2 separate regions of the Homo sapiens genome follow, and region 2 is linked to region 1. Evidence: chromatin loops called from intact Hi-C (ENCODE). Cell type or tissue: HCT116. All regions are shown on one strand.

Region 1 (8,000 bases):
TCAATCTTTCTTAGCCCCAGTGTCTTTATTGGTAATGCCATGGAGGTGGGAGTTGGTAGGTGCTAGATGAGTCTCCAAGATCCCTTTTAGCTATAAACATCTCTGCTTCTAGGCACCCTCCTGATTATCTTCCTTGGGCTTCTTTTTCTTCTTTTCTCTATATTTTTCCTCTCCAGCTTAGAAGATGAGAATAAGCCTTGTTTTCTTTACAGGATGGAAAATGACTAAATGAAGGATCAATTCCACTCTATTGTGTAAACTAGATTTTACGGATTTTACTTAAAATCTGCAGTTTTAAACAGTAGACCTATATTACAGGATTCAATAGCTGGATACACATTGATTCTATAGTGATAAATAGAGAAGATAATAAAATTATAGAGTTTCCTGGTTAGTTGATATGCTACTGTAAACCTATTAACAAATACAGAATTACTCTTTCCAAGGAAGGCTGACTGAAGGCTGGTGAGGCTGTAAACCTGAACATGAGACAATTTGACTTGAGTCCCATTACTCTGAGGTCTCTTTGGCTGATCCTCTACCAATTTCTTTACTAGGTAGCCTCAGATGAAAAATTATTCCCACATAATGCACTGGGCTTATTTTTAAGCATTGATGTTAGATTGATTAATGTTGCCGAATACTCACAGTTACTTATGAATGCTGATCAATTAAGTCTTATCATTTGAAAGCAAACCATCTGTACAAAACATGACAATTCAGAATTAAGTGGTTATATTCTGCTATGCAATCATCAGATCATGAGGAATAAGAATGAGACAATCTTTACTACGATGTTCAGACTTATCATGATGGACCCCACTTCAGAGAAGTTAATGGCTCTTGAGATTTCCAGGCAAATTTCATCTGCTCATATCTGGTTTCTGTGCATCAGGAGTGAGACTGAAGTTCTAGGGCGTGGCTTGTCTGTCGAGGCCCCTCTCTACTGGAATGAATGAATGTAAAGAATGGGTGTTAAGAGGTCCCTGGAGCTGCCTTCAACATAAGGGGTCCTAGAGGGTGCAAGACTCATCAAGAACCAGTTTACCCCATGCAAAAGGACTGCTAAAGCCAGAGAAATGGACAAAGCCCAGTTGGAACTGAATTTGAATCTCATAAAGCTACAGGTGCATCTGAGAGCAGGCTCAGTGGTGAAGATCAAGATAGCCCGGTAAAGCCCTGCTTGGGCTTTTTAGCCTCAGCCACATGGATACCTCTCAGTTCCTGCCATTAACAATATTCATGGAAAATACAGCACTGTGTCTTTCACATGCTCCACTCTGGAAGGTTTATGCTCTGAGCTCAGGATAGTTGGGGAACACATTTTTAAATCTTGGTTTTAAACAAAAAGAGAAATTTATTAAAATGGAGATATAATTGTGCATGGTACATATATTTCTGAAAAGTTATGTATAAATCAATTATGTTAAAAGCGCCAGAAGTTACTTTTTATAAGTGAACTATTACGAATAATTTCATAAAGCAAATAACCACCTCTAGCTTATCTGTCAGGTATATCAGAATTCTCATATATCATAGTCTCATAAGACTTGGTTAAAGCAGATCTATCTTAGGTAGGAAAAAATAGTAATCGATTATACTTAGCTGCTTTTATCTGTAGTGTGGGTGACTTTTTATAACTATTATGTTTTATAATGTCTTCCTGAGAGAATTTCCTAATTTTGTAGTTCATATAAGAGAAATACAATTTTCTAGCATTTTCTGACCTTACAATAAATCAATTATGAATGCATTTTAACAAATATTAAGGTAGGATAAACCAACAGAATAAAAAGTTGGTATTTACTTACATTGAATATCATGCAAATAAACTCAGAAAATGTCACCAAATACTGTGGGCTATATTTCTCAATGATAGGGGGAAGAATTCAACCTTGGAGAAAATGACCAGATCACTTTACTGCTTATATCTTCAGTATTAGAAAAACTGCATGTATGATTTTAATAGAAATGCTTTTTATAAAGCTAACATTCAGAAATGGGATAAAATGCAATAACATCTTTCCTTTGTGCATTAAATTCCCTTCTAATTCTAAAATTGACATTTGTATCTTGCTTAGGATTTAACATTGTTAATTATAATACTTTTAATGACTAGTTTTAATCTCATTATTAAGAAGTAGAAAACTTACTAAAAAGGAAACTAAAAATAAATGTTGTTTTGCAGATTATTGTTTGTCTTTTGAGGATTATTGTTTTTTAAGTAGTGTGCATCAATTCCCATCTTTTGGGCACTCAGCATGTATATTGAAATATATATACATGTAAAATATATAATAACAACCTCAGTCTGAAAAATAATCTCTTAAACTGATATGCTATTTTCTGGTGAGTTTCCAAACAATTGCTATTTTCTGAATCTGTTTGAACAGGTAGGAAAAGGAGAGCCAGCCTTTCCTCAGGTGAAGTTACTTTTGATATTCCCCACAGTTTAGTGACTAATCCTGGGGTGGAAGCAGGTGGCTGCTTCAAGTGACTGACCAGGGAAGAGAGGTCCTGCAGTAGCTAACTTGGTGATCTCCCAGATAAGCCTTCAAGATGGGTCAATTTGTTGGAGACTCTAAGGTTGAAGCTCTTCCTATTTCTATAGTGCCTTACTTATCCTGAGTATTTTATAAATATTCTTTGAATGAATAAGTGAATGAATAAACTAATTTCAAAGTAGAATGTTTCATTCAGAGCTTCTGACATCTGTTTTAAGATGTACTGGATAAAACATAAGATCCATCTCTGCCATGAAGTTACCATACAACCTATCCTTCAGATTTTGAATTGCACGTATGCTAGGTAGAATCATACTCTATGCAACCTAACACAAGGAGATACTCTTCAGGTGTATTTTCTTTCTAGATGTATCTTCTTCCTACTATTGGTAGGCCTTAATTCTACCATTTTTAGGGACTAGGATAGGAAGTTAAGATTTCTACCCATCTCTCCTCTAAGTCCTCACACATGCCATTTTAGGATCCTCCACTGTCTGATATCCTAAAAGCTTTGTTTCAGTGGAAGGAGTTAGTGGGCAAATTATTTAGTCAGGCAAACCAATGCCTCTCTCACACTGATGGACTCAAGCAGCAATTGCTTTAGAAACTCTCCAAAGATGACAATACTTTGACTTTAGCCGTAACAGCAGTTCAAGCTGAAAAAAACCCTTATGAACTTAATTCTGCTTTGGCAGGTCATTAAATGAAATATTGAAAACCATACACAAGAGTATTGTGAACTAGAAGTTAAAGTTTTCTAAAACAAAACAAAGTTAAAAGGTTCCTATTCAATACTTGCATGCTCTGTATAATTTTCTCCACAGCTGCATGTTTGATGGAAACCATTGGCCCACTTTTGTTATTTGCCCCATCAACTTTAGTCAGACTTCTTAAATCTAATATGACTGGATTTGGTCATTCTGTTAGCCATTTTCTGCTCTTTTGGCATTTTATGAACAAACTAAAACTATCACAGCGCCTCCCAAGTATAATTGTACTGGTTGTAAATAATGCTAAGTAGAGATGCTTGAGCTTGGCCTTCTTTATTAAAACAACAGATTTCACTGCCAGAGTTATGCACCCTGATTACTCCTTCACTTTGTATGTTATTGAGGGTTTCTGAATTTGCAATTAGCCCAGTGACTGATCTTGATTACCAGGGGAGTGGAATTAGGCTTACAATAAAGCAAAACCTGCCCTCTTGTGTTTTATTAGAAAATTGCACAATGTAGTAAAGTTCTTAAAGCTATTTTCCTCTACCATGGTTGATGGTCTACCCCGAGTGGAAAAAAAGGCTGGAAGATTTGCCATGAATTCAGAAATCAGAACAGACAAAGCACAATATTTAGAAAGAAACAGTTTCCTACATAGGCTCTCACGATTCCCCGTTTAATCTATTTTGAAATGTTAAATGTTTACCAGTAAGCCAGAAAAGTTTAGAGGAACATTTCAGGCCACTGGGCAAAAATGCTTTTAGGCTTGGCAAACACACACAGAATATAATTTAGTTAAATATTATTTATATGATCACATTGCAGCTGGAAACTGGGGAAACTTATTTTTTCTATTAAAAACCGTCATCAACAAGAAAAATTTGGGGAACGTTTTTTAAAACAAATGTTGGATCAATGTATTAAAACTATATATAAATATTTGAACTCAGGTGTGGGTTGAGCAGTGTCTGAAGATGTCCTTTAGTGTGGAAAATTCGCTTTTCAAAACTGGGAGCCCATGGTGGCTTTATGTTAGGTGATTGATAAACTCAAGTGATAAAGAAAACATGGCCTCTTTCTAGTTTTTATAAACCTTTCCCCTCTAGGGAAATACACAGGTAAAGACTAAAGAGAAACACGTGCACATGTAATTTATTTGCTTATTCTGGCTAGTTTTGTTTGTCAGAAAATTGGGGCTTCGATTTTCCAGCTATGTCTACCTGCTCTTCTTTTCTGGTGGTTCTCTCTGGAAGAAGATTACAGACCTGGTGATAGTCATTGTTTTTATGGAGAGAAAGGAAAGGGAAAAACATAAGTGAAGAAACTGAAGAGTCTGATTTGAATCACATCAAATGCTGACAGAAGATGCAGTCTTTCCTGGAGAAGAACCATTAGCTTACTCCCTACTGATACACTATATAGCATACTTTGCTGAAGACCTATTTTCCAATGCGGCAAATGTATTATTATTTTAAATTATTATTATTATTTTTTGAGATGGAGTCTCACTCTGTTGCCCAGGCTGGAGTGCAGCGGCGAGATCTTGACTCACTGCAGGCTCCACCTCCTGAGTTCGAGCGATTCTCCAGCCTCAGCCTCCTGAGTAGCTGGGACTACAGGTGCACACCACCATGCCATGCTAATTTTTGTACTTTAAGTAGAGATGGGGTTTTGCCATGTTGGCCAGGCTGGTCTCCAGCTCTCGACCTCAGGTGATCCACTTGCCTGGACCTCCCGAAGTGCTGGAAATATAGGCGTGAGCCACCGTGCCCCACCCTGATATTATTATTTAATAATACTACTTAAGGTTTCATTTCCAGTATTTTTATTTGTTTTTTCAAATAGCAAGATTTGTCTTGATCATTGCCACTAATCAGTTTTTCCTTCCTAAAATTATTTTTGTATTTTGAGTCTTGCATTTCATGTCAAGGAGGTGTGCACAGCAGAGACATGTATGTCTTGGTGCTTTAAGTCATTAGGCTCATTTGTACGAGCAAATGACTGGTCTCGAAAACAGAAGCGTAATCTCTATAATAATCCGTGCAGTTAGCTATTGCTTCTTTTTCTCTTCTTCAACTGTGGCAAGCACACAACTTTCAGGCTTTCCTAGCTTGAAGTCTGATTTGAGCTGCCCATTTTCTTTTCATTTTAGGCATTTTACAATTCCGAGACGTGTAGCATTTTTATAAACTCAAGGTCATTTTCTTTCTTTCTGTGCATATCTCTCCTCACTGATGTCCTCTTATCAAGATGCAGGCTTCTTTGTGTTTTTAACATTTTTACTTGAGATATTTCCAACGCTTTGATTCCGTGCTGACTCTAAATCGTTTGCTGTCAGCTACACTTAGTGCAGATCTGGTGCGTCTCGGCCGCCGCTCAGTCCACCGAGCTCTTGACAGCATTATCGGGCCTCTCCAACAATCAAAGGGCTCTTGCAACCCAGTAACATGCAAATTTGTTCTTTATCTGCTTCAGTCTGTCGCAGCGCACATTTTGCAGCTTAGCTGCACAAAAGCAGGCGTGATGAAAATCATTCTGAAGTTGACGCTGGGAGTAATGGGTATAAATTCATTGTTTTTAAGCAACCGCTACTCACAACATGCAATTACAGTGAACTCACCTTGCAACTAGATGGCTGCCTTAGAGCTGGTTTCCCCTTGCTGGAGAGATGATGCAATTGAGCGGCTTTTATCACAGGGCAATCTGCTCACCCTTGCTGTACTTGTCAGCAGGTAATCCCCCTGCTGCTCTCTGGGTTTGCCCAGGCTTCTGGGTGTGTGCTTATCTATACACAGTCCCAGGAGAAAACAAATCCTCCTCTAGGTGCGGCAGCTCCTTCCCTTTTTATGTCTGTCAGCTTACCCGACTAGAACTTGTTCCTTTCCAATGAACACTAAAAATGCCACCAGGAAATATTAATCTCAAAAAGCCCACTATATTTTTTTCTACTTGAACCACCAATAAGTGACTTGACCTCCCTGTAAGAAATCTCTGGAAGTCTAAGATAAGGGTTCTTGGCTCCCATGAATAACATGGTCTTTCCTGAGCCCAGTGACAAGTTAGTTTCAACACACTCTGGCGTAATTGTAATTTTCTCTGTAGAAGCGAGCACTGAGTCTGTGGTCAGGGAGGGCTCTCAAGGGATATTTTCAATGATAAAGGGGCACTTTGGGAATAAAATATGAACAGGCCTCAGCCGACGTGGAAGTGAAACATGTTAGGAGAGAGTTTTTTCTTTTTCCTTTTCCTTTTCATTTCTTTTTTTCTTTTTTTCGTGTAAGAGAAACATAACATAAAATTTGCCATCTGAACCTTTTTAAAGTGTACAATTGAGTGGCATTCAGCACGTTTACAATATTCTACAACCGTTACCACCATGTTTCCAGAGCTTTTTCATCATCCCAAATAGAACTCTGTACTGTTAAAAGAAAACTTCAGACAAATTAAATTTGATGGAATTTAATTGAGCGAAAAGAAGAATTAACCGTTCGTGAATCGGGCAGCCCCCAGAATCACAGCAGATTCAGAAAGACTCCAGGGGTGCCTCGTGGTCAGAAAAAAATATAGACAAAAAAAGGAAAGCGATGTACAAGGATTGGAAGTGAGGTACAGAGATAGCTGGATTGGTTACAGGTTGGCATTTGCCTTATTTGAACACAGTTTGAACACTCAGCAGTCTATGAGTGGCTGAAGCATGGCTGCTGGAATTGGCCAACACTCAGCTATTGTTACAGGCTGCATACTCCTAAGTTAGGTTTTCAATCTTGTCTTCCTATTAAGCTAGGTTAGGTTTGTCCACAAGGACTCAAATATAGAAGTACACAGTCCTTCTCAGGCCATATTTAGTTCACTTTAACAGTACCCATTAAATGGTAACTCCCTCCCTATGCCTCCTCCCACCAGCCTCTGGCAACCTCCAACAAGGCTTTGGGAAGTTCCTTCCATCTCCATCCTGAGACCCTCAGCTCTGTGATTTGGATGGGAATCTAACTGTCTTAAACAAATTACTCTATTCCAGACCCTTGGCCATGGTGTCTCAGCCATGAATGTGAAACTGAAAGCCAAATAATGGAAAGGCACTTTTGCTGAGGGTTCTGAGAAATGAGGCCCAAAGACCAGGTCTCACCCCTGAGTCACATGATGTGAAGATGTGAAGGCTGGAAATGTAGCAGCCATCTTACCTGCTAGAGGATTTATAGTGGCCACTTATTAAAAAATTTAATTTAATTTAGAAGTAGCCACTTAAAAAAATTAATTTAGACCAGTTTGAGTTGGGGGTTTCTCTTACAAGATAAATAATCTTAACTAATGAACTCATCTTCAGAGAATTTAAAAAGAAAATGAGGAAACAGAAGCATTGGCTTTCTTGCTTATTTATTTGTAGATACCATATTCCATGTTTTTAAGTGAGTAAAAAAATTTTTTTTTCTTTGTTCTTTAAAGATTGCAAGAAACGGAGTGATGTAGCAATTCATAGTGAAGGATGCCAGCAATATACAGAAACAGGAGCATGTAGTGGTTCAGCATGGCCTCTGGAGGCAGACAGAGAACGGGCATTTAAATTCTAGCTCAATCATTTATTTAGCATGTAATTTTTCTTTAACTTGTATTTTCTAACTGCTCTGGACTTTAGTTTCCCTGTCTGCAGAAGGATGTTGATGCCCCTCTTGTTCCATTTACACACACACAGAGGCTGTTGTTAGAATGAATTGAGTTAATCTATGTAACTTCTTCAGAACAGTGCCTGTCATTAGACGGGGTGGTTTAAACAATGGAAATGTAT
Region 2 (8,000 bases), 720 kb before region 1:
GCACCTGAGTGTTTATCTTGCTTCCTCCTCCTATATCTATTAGCATGACTTTATTCCTTCAACAAAATAGAAGCCCAAATAAGTACCCCAAGAGAGGTCTACTTTGTCCAAAATGTTTAGAGGTCATGAATTATTTACTTTTTTTAGTGGTAGATGTTGAAAAAATGTAAAAATTAAAAGTTTTTTAATGGTAGAATTAAAATTTTCATTTAGATAAAATTTTTGCACTTTTTACAATGGTGAAGGATACACAAAATCTGTGAATTACGCCTCAGAATTCACATTACTGATTGTATGCACTTCAATAGTTATATATATATATATATATATATATATATATATATATATAAAATTTATTTAGAAATAAGGTCTCATTCTGTTGACTAGACTGGAGTGCAGTGATGTGATCACAGCTCACTGTAGCCTTGACCTCCTGGGCTCAAGCGATCCTCCTGCCTCAGCCTTCCAAGTAGTTGGGACCACAGGCCTGTGTCACCATGGCCAGCTAATTTTTAAAATTTATTTTATTCTATTTTGAAGAGATGGGATCTCACTATGTTACCCGGGCTGGTCTCGAACTCCTGTGCTCAAGGGATCTTCCTGCCTCAGTCTCCTCAAGTGCTGGGATTACAGGCATGAGCCACTGGACCCAGCCGGCTTTATAATATAAATAAAAATTCCCCTCTATGATAGTGAGGCAGGCATGCTCGATTTTTCAGTACTCTTAAACATACATGTTAAATATGTATAAGTATCTGGCATGATGTTGTGCCCCCTGAATTGCAGAGTGTTCTTTGAGTGGGGTAGAAAGACTGGGAAGCATGTCTGAATACTTAGTTATTAAAAGCAAGCTCTTAGAAGAGCCCCGGGGGAGTTTCCTATGAGCTCAGCATCCTGATATTCTCCCAGGTTTTAGAAAACTTAGGAAACGGGGAGGACCTCTGCTGGCATGTAGTTTCCAGTAAGCTCACCTTGGGATGGTGACTGGCACAGAAACTCCAGGTGATTCACACCGGGGGTCTGGCTAGACGTCCCTCATATCCCCATCTCCAGTGCCCTTGTGCTGGAATATTCTCAGTGACTCTGGTCTGCAGCATAGAAATGTCTTCTCCATTATTTTATGTCCACTCCCACCCCAGTGTGCCATCCCCCTCATCATGCTTCTGCCCAGATCCTCATCTGTGTGGTTAATGAATGGGCGACCCTTGCTGGTGACTCAGAGAACCAGACCTTCTGGAAGGGTCCCCCTGACTGCCCCACTGTGGTCCCAAGTTCACTTATTTGGATTTAGGGAGAAGGGGAAGGTAAACCTGGAAGGTCTGTGTTTCTTCTCAGCAGCGAAGTTTCTGTTTCTTTTTTTTTTTTTTTTTTGAGACGGAGTCTTGCTCTGTCACCCAGGCTGGAGTGCAGTGGCGTGATCTTGGCTCACTGCAAGCTCTGCCTCCTGGGTTCATGCCATTCTCTTGCCTCAGCCTCCAGAGTAGCTGGGACCACAGGCACCCACCACCACGCCCGGCTAATTTTTTGTACTTTTTTAGTAGAGACGGGTTTCACCGTGTTGGCCAGGATGGTCTCGATCTCCTGACCTCGTGATCTGCCCGCTTCCACCTCCCAAAGTGGTGGGGATTACAGGCGTGAGCCACCGCGCCCGGCCTGAAGTTTCTGTTTCTAGGAAGGCCACGCTTCTCCAACATGCCAGATATTAAGTTCCTCTCCATTTCGAACCCACCTATGGTTGCATGAAATTCATCTTTGTTTATATAATACAATACCTTTTTATCTACTGGCCTTTCGTTAACCTGATAAATCTTAAGCTAGCAGGATAAAATGTGAGCCAAACCAGTGTGCTGCCTTAGAATGACAAGAGCCAGTTCTCTCTCTCTTTCTCTTTTCTTTCTTTTCTTCCTTCCTTTCTTTTCTCCTTCCTTCCTTCCTTCCTTCCTCTTTCTTCCTTTCTTCCTGCTCTGTTGCCCAGTCGAGTGCAGTGGCATGATCTCAGCTCACTGCAAATGTCCACCTCTTGGGTTCAAGCAATTCTCATGTGTCTATCTCCTGAGTAGTTGGTATTACAGGTGTCTGCCACCACATCCGGCTAATTTTTTTTTTTTTTGTATTTTTAGTAGAGACAGGGTTTTACCTCCTATTGGTACTGAGATAGCAGTTTTCCCAAGAAGCCAAGTACTGACGAGCAATGTGGAGCTGGGTCTGAGGGGCAACCATGCTCTGTCTGCTGTTGGGAGCGGGCTGGGCCCCCAGCAAGAATGGACACACATTCATCCAAGGTGACCACCAGTGGACAAATGGTGACTGTTTGTGTGTGTGTGTGTGTGTGTGTGTGTGTGTGTGTGTGTGTGGTAGAGTCTCACTCTGTCGCCCAGGCTGGAGTGCAGTGGCGTGATCTCAGCTCACAGCAACCTCCGGCTCCCAGGTTCAAGTGATTCTCCTGCCTCAGCCTCCCGAGTAGCTGGGATTACAGTGTCCACCATCACACCTGGCTAATTTTTGTATTTTTAGTAGAGATGGGGTTTCATGATGTTGGTCAAGCTGATCTCGAACTCTTGACCTCAGGTGATCCACCCATCTTGGCCTCCTAAAGTGCTGGGATTACAGGCGTGAGCTACCGCGCCCTGCCAAGAGCCGGTTTTCCTTTCTCGTCTTTTTATCCTCCTCTCACCCATTGCTAGTTTTTATTCTTTCCTCTTTTGATGTAGGTTGGTGATGGGATCACGTGTGTCTGTTAAGAAGCCTTACATTTTCAGCTGCCCTCGGACACCTCCTTCATATTTTGATTATGACCTGAGTTGAATAGGGCATTTGCAGATATTTTCTGGTACTGTTCGCTGCATCTACCTCTTCCTAGTCAGTTTTTGTGTGTGTCTTAGCCCTGTTTCCGTTCTGTTCCAATCATAATAAATGGGTAACACAAATCCTAGGTCAAGAGTAAGTCTTCAGAAATTAAGAGATGATTTTTATTTTAAATGTAAATCCTGTTTTCCTGGCATGGGCAGAATTAATTTTGCTTTTGATATCCAGCACAAGAGGGCAGCATGATCTGCAGTATTTCAGTGATATAATGTAAGAGCACCTCATTGCAAAACCTGGTTTTTAATTTAAAGCTTTCTTGGAAATTCTATTTTTATAGCTTGGGTCTTTGTATCTTGATATGTGTTAATATGAAATTTAAAAAGTAATATTGTGGCGTATTATGTTTGAAACATGAAAGTCTTTGTGGAAGATATTTTTCTGATGTTGTCCTGGAATACCTAGCATTTCAAACAGGGTTTTTTTGGATTTCCTAATTACACCTTCTTGACTAGTAACTGGAATAGGCAGACGCTGACATCTTGAGTGGTTGGATGCATTTTAATTCCTGAAGCATACATTATGATTTGCTTGTATGATGTTTCTGTTTTCTTTGTAAGCATGAGTTTGCAGAGAAAGATAGTTACACAGTTAGTTTCTTTAGTTTTCTTCCACGCCAACAGAGTTAGCAGAGACATTTTATTCTTATCAGGTCTCTACAATTTCACTCTTTGTTTTGGAGAAAAGATGAGCGGTTTGTTGTCCTGTTTTCTCATGCCTAATTATGGTGACATAACATTTAGCTAAGTACACTGACTCTAATGGGTGCCAGATAAATGTTTACTTGCTTTCAATTTGTTAATTTGGCTTTAAGAACCCAAGAGCTGGTGTTGGTAGAAGTGTTTGTTTACTCTCTCAGGGAAGTAAAAGTTAATATTGGGTTACAGCCAGTGTGTTTTACACAACTGGTTTTTCTCCAGTGTGTGCGTGGGGAGTATGTGTGTGTATGTATATTTATGTTCATCGATGCCTTCAACAGTGTAACAAAAAAACCAGATTCATATCATTCTTTTTTCTTTATAGATTAAGGTAAATGAGAGCTAAAACACTAGATAAAAGAAAAAAGAAACATATTGACTTCTTCCCATGTTTCTTTTTTTTAATCCAGTGGAAGATGCTTGTGGTCACTGAGGTATGGAATGCGAATGCTAGTACTAGATTTTAAGATAGACATATTCTCCTATGTTCCCTAATCAAAAATCGAGGGTTGCCCCAGTGATTAAGATTCTCAGCTTTTAGCCAGGCGTGGTTGTAGTCCCAGCAGCTCGGGAGGCTGAGTCAGGAGGATTACTTGAGTCTGGGAGGTCAAGACTGCAGTGAGCTGTGATTGCATCACTGCACTCCAACCTGTCTCCAAAAAAAAAAAAAGAATGATTCCTTCCCAGCTTGACTGAATGGGAAGTTAGGATGTGCATCCTACAGGAATTGAGGGGAGGAGGGTGGTAGTGGTTTGAACTATTGTTCTGTTTCTGAAACCTGGAAAGGGACTCTGGAATCCACTACAAGTTGCTAAATAATTTGTGGAGAACTGAAAGCAACCTCCATGATGAGCTTTTTATATGATCAGAAAGACTGTCTTGCGATACTCTATAAAATCTGATGTCCATATCCCACTTCCTTGCCAGAAAAAAAGAGTCATCAATAAAGAAGAAACATAATTGTAGGGATACCTATTTATCTGTTTATTCAGTTCAAATGACCACTGGAGTTGGTGCTAAATGTGCATTTTTAACAAGTATAATATTTCAGCACTGTCAAAATTACCTCTACAATAATAGGCTTGTTAAATTATAGCTCTATAAGCTAGGGGGTAAGATGGCTCTGCCCAGCACACATTAATCTATGCCTGTTCACACAAGTGATTCTGCTGAGCAGGTAGCATGTTTAAACAAGAAATACTGGTCCTAAAACCTCTGATTTATGGTAGGTGTTGTTTTGACACAGCACCATTCAGACAATTTACAAGGCAAAGCTTCGTGCTAAAATATTTCCTCAGTGTCATCATTCGTCACCAGTATAAATATTCAGTAGTGATGCTGGAAAATTGGTAATATGCCCATTGATGCCAAATCACTCGCTATGTTTCCTTTCAAGTGAGATCTGTTGTGGATATGGTTAAAAGAAACTATGATTTTTCTTCCTTGAGAGCAGATGAGCTGTAAGAAATTGAGAATAACAACCGTCCTGACAGCTTTCATGTACTCAATCTTGCCTATATTGCTTTTAATTCTGGCTTAAGTCCTGCGGGCTTTCCCTCCCACCCCCTTGCCTGATGCGTATTGTAAAGAACACATTTATATGTACATTAGTTAGTTTAAGAGGCTTTTTGTGTTCAAAGGAAGAAGTTAGTCATCACCAGAAAAGCTTTGTTGCAAAACAAAAACACACATTTCCCCTTTCATTTTTTCTTGTTAATAATAACAAATGCAAGTGACTATAAAGGGAATAACACAAAAGATTGCATCAATCATAATGATTCTCAATAGCCACATAAATATTGTTTTTTCAGCTTTGAATGAAACAGCTAAGAGTTTGAAGTAGGTGTGGTAATTAAATCCTGTCGGGTTATCACAAATTAAAAATAATGTTTTTTTCACATAACAATGGTTATATGTACTTAAACTCTTATCAGGGGTGATACGAAGTCATATTTTATGGGAGTTGCTCCTTTACTGCTAATAGTATCATAAAAGCCTTTGTTAGGAGTTTAAATAGTTACGTAGTTACATATATTTGATTGCTATTGTTATTTTGTCAGTAATCTGTATGTAAGCGATTACTGTAGCACTTGTCTACAGCTGGTAAATATTGCATCATTTTGGCATAATTTTTAATCTACTAGAATGTTCTGATTCATGGTTTTTCTCCATAATAAATCATACATGGAGATACTGACAACTTAGTAACAGAGAAAGCACTGTGTTTGTCCAATAAAATGTTAAAAAGATAAAAAACTAGGGAAGAATGTGCTTTGTTCAAAGTGATAATCATGTAATATTTCAGGAAATTATAAGATGACATTTTACTTAACTGTGTTAAATTGTTTTCCTATAGTGTATATAATGTGATACCTGCATGTATTTGTATATGCCTGTATCTCTCTCTCTCTGTCTCTCTCGATATATGTAAGTTCTCCACTTCAGTCTAATGTCCGTGGCTATGGTTTTAACGCCCCCCCATTAACTGATTTGATATGTGTTGTCTTTATCTTTATCTTCGGCTAACTTGGAACTAGCTAACTTGGAACTCAGGGCTTTGTAGCATATCCCAATATCTGCTGTTAATGTGTGCTTAGTAATTTGGCATTAGCCTATGGGATGTGTGACTGATAATAGTAATTCAAGTATTGTCATTTAAAACTGTCCCCCACTGTTAGATCAACATTATAGTTCTCTGTGACCTTATTGTCAGAAAAGAATCAAAGTATCTTCATGACTTAGTTCTTAGCTGTTGGATAACCATTTCAAGGGAAAATAGAACACTGTTTCTGGAATAACCTAATGATATTCCATTAGCCACTTGCAGTGGCCGATTTCAACATGAATAAATATTGATAAGTATATTACTGAGAGCCTAATATGTATAAAGCATAGTTTTTGGACACTAAGTGGAAGTTGTTGGGATTTGCTAGCTTGAAACGCTGTTCTGTTTTACTGTAAGGCCAACTGCTTCCCCTCAAAGATTTGACTTTGAAGTTCTCATATGAGAACTCTGGTTTTCATTTATAATTGGAGTTTTAATTTGAGAGTTTTCCATTTATAACTGGAGTTTAATTTGAGTTTTATATGAGAACTGATTTTCACTTATAATTGGAGTTTTCTTATTCCATTATTTTATTCCTTCCCCCTTTATTATAAACATGATTATTTATATTGCCATGAAGACAGTGGAAAAAAAATCAGAATATTTACAACGCTGAGGTTGTGACATTTTGTTTTCCATGAAGTTTAAAACATTTTTGCTTTTATCAAGTTTTTGATAGTGTTTATGAAAATGATAGTTACATTCTAATTTAGGTAATTACGTATTTACCACCCTTGTCTTATGTTAGCCTTGTTTCCCCCTTGTCTTCCTTGCCTTGTTTTCCCCTTGTCTTCTTGGAGCTTATCTGTTGTTTCCTTGCTAAATCCCCTGAGCCCAGGATTGGATACACTGTATCTGATTAGTAAATATTTGTTGGCTGGACAGAACAAGAAATAGTTCCAAGAGTGCATTTGCATCTCTTTAAGCAACACCCATAAAGAACAATGGGACTTTACAGTGTTGAAATAAAATTAGAGTGTTTTTTGTCTTACAGCTGGTACTTATATTAAATTTAACTCTTGCTTCCAATTTTCTTTTTCAAAAGTACAGTTTGTAATAGATTACTTTGGTGGACTTTGTTTCTGATACGTGATGGCCTGAAGAGAAAAACCGTACATTGGTTCTTTGGAAGCTGTGATTCATGGAACTAGACCAAGTTCTCCTGTTGTTTACCAGTCAAAGAAATGAAACTGTCAAACACCTAATAACTTTTTTGGGGGTTTAGTTGTGTGTTGAAGGTGACTTTTAACACTCTGTGGGTTAAGCGTCTGGTACTGTATAGTTTTGTTTCATAAACTTCATGCCCTTAAGAAGTAAAGAGAGGAATTAATCCATTTAAAATCATCAGTAGACATTGAAAATCTGTTCTTGCACAGGGAGTTGAGGTGTTGAGATGCCCCAATTCTGCTAGGATCATAGTTTGTGGTAACTAAGTCGGTCACATTACTTCTCTTAGCCTCAGGGTTCTAACAGGTAAAAAGTGGCTTTTTCATTCATCAAGCATTTCTTGGTCTTCTACTCATCGTCAGTTGTGGTCCCAAACATTGAAACAAAAGTACCTGTTTTCAAGGGACTTGCAAACTTAAATAGTTGCCGACAGTGGATGATGATGATGATGATTTCTTCTCCTTCTTCTCCTTCTCCTCCTTCTTCTCCTTCTTCTCCTTCTCCTTCTCCTCCTCCTTCTTCTCCTTCTCCTCCTCCTTCTTCTCCTTCTCCTCCTCCTCCTCCTTCCTTCTTCATTCTTCTTCCTTCTTCCTTCTTTCCTCTTTGTTCTTCTTCTTCTTTTTTTTTTTTTTTCTTGAGACAGAGTCTTGGTCTGTTGCCTAGGCTGG

Evidence for each region. A loop is a pair of places that touch in the nucleus more often than their neighbours do. Peaks named below come from ENCODE experiments on the same cell type or tissue, not always from the same donor. Only the 100,000 strongest peaks of a DNase experiment are listed, where the experiment ranks them.
Region 2: a loop joins it to region 1, with 4 times the contacts of the local background. A loop is called at or near these places in 6 of 110 quality-filtered maps.

What each region holds. Positions count from the first base shown.
Region 1 is chr13:94,431,496-94,439,495 of GRCh38, reverse strand. It overlaps DCT (dopachrome tautomerase), which reads left to right. Exons shown (of 8, transcript NM_001922.5): 8 at 1-2,685. Among named protein-coding and RNA genes, the nearest start is that of DCT, 44 kb to the left of the region's middle. In HCT116, a CTCF peak has its summit at 3,706; a DNase peak (open chromatin) is centred at 3,715; H3K27me3 peaks cover 1,076 bases.
Region 2 is chr13:95,151,443-95,159,442 of GRCh38, reverse strand. All of the region lies in intron 19 of ABCC4 (ATP binding cassette subfamily C member 4 (PEL blood group)), which reads left to right. Among named protein-coding and RNA genes, the nearest start is that of SNORD13G, 55 kb to the left of the region's middle. In HCT116, a CTCF peak has its summit at 3,028 (motif pointing right); no DNase peak of the experiment used is centred here.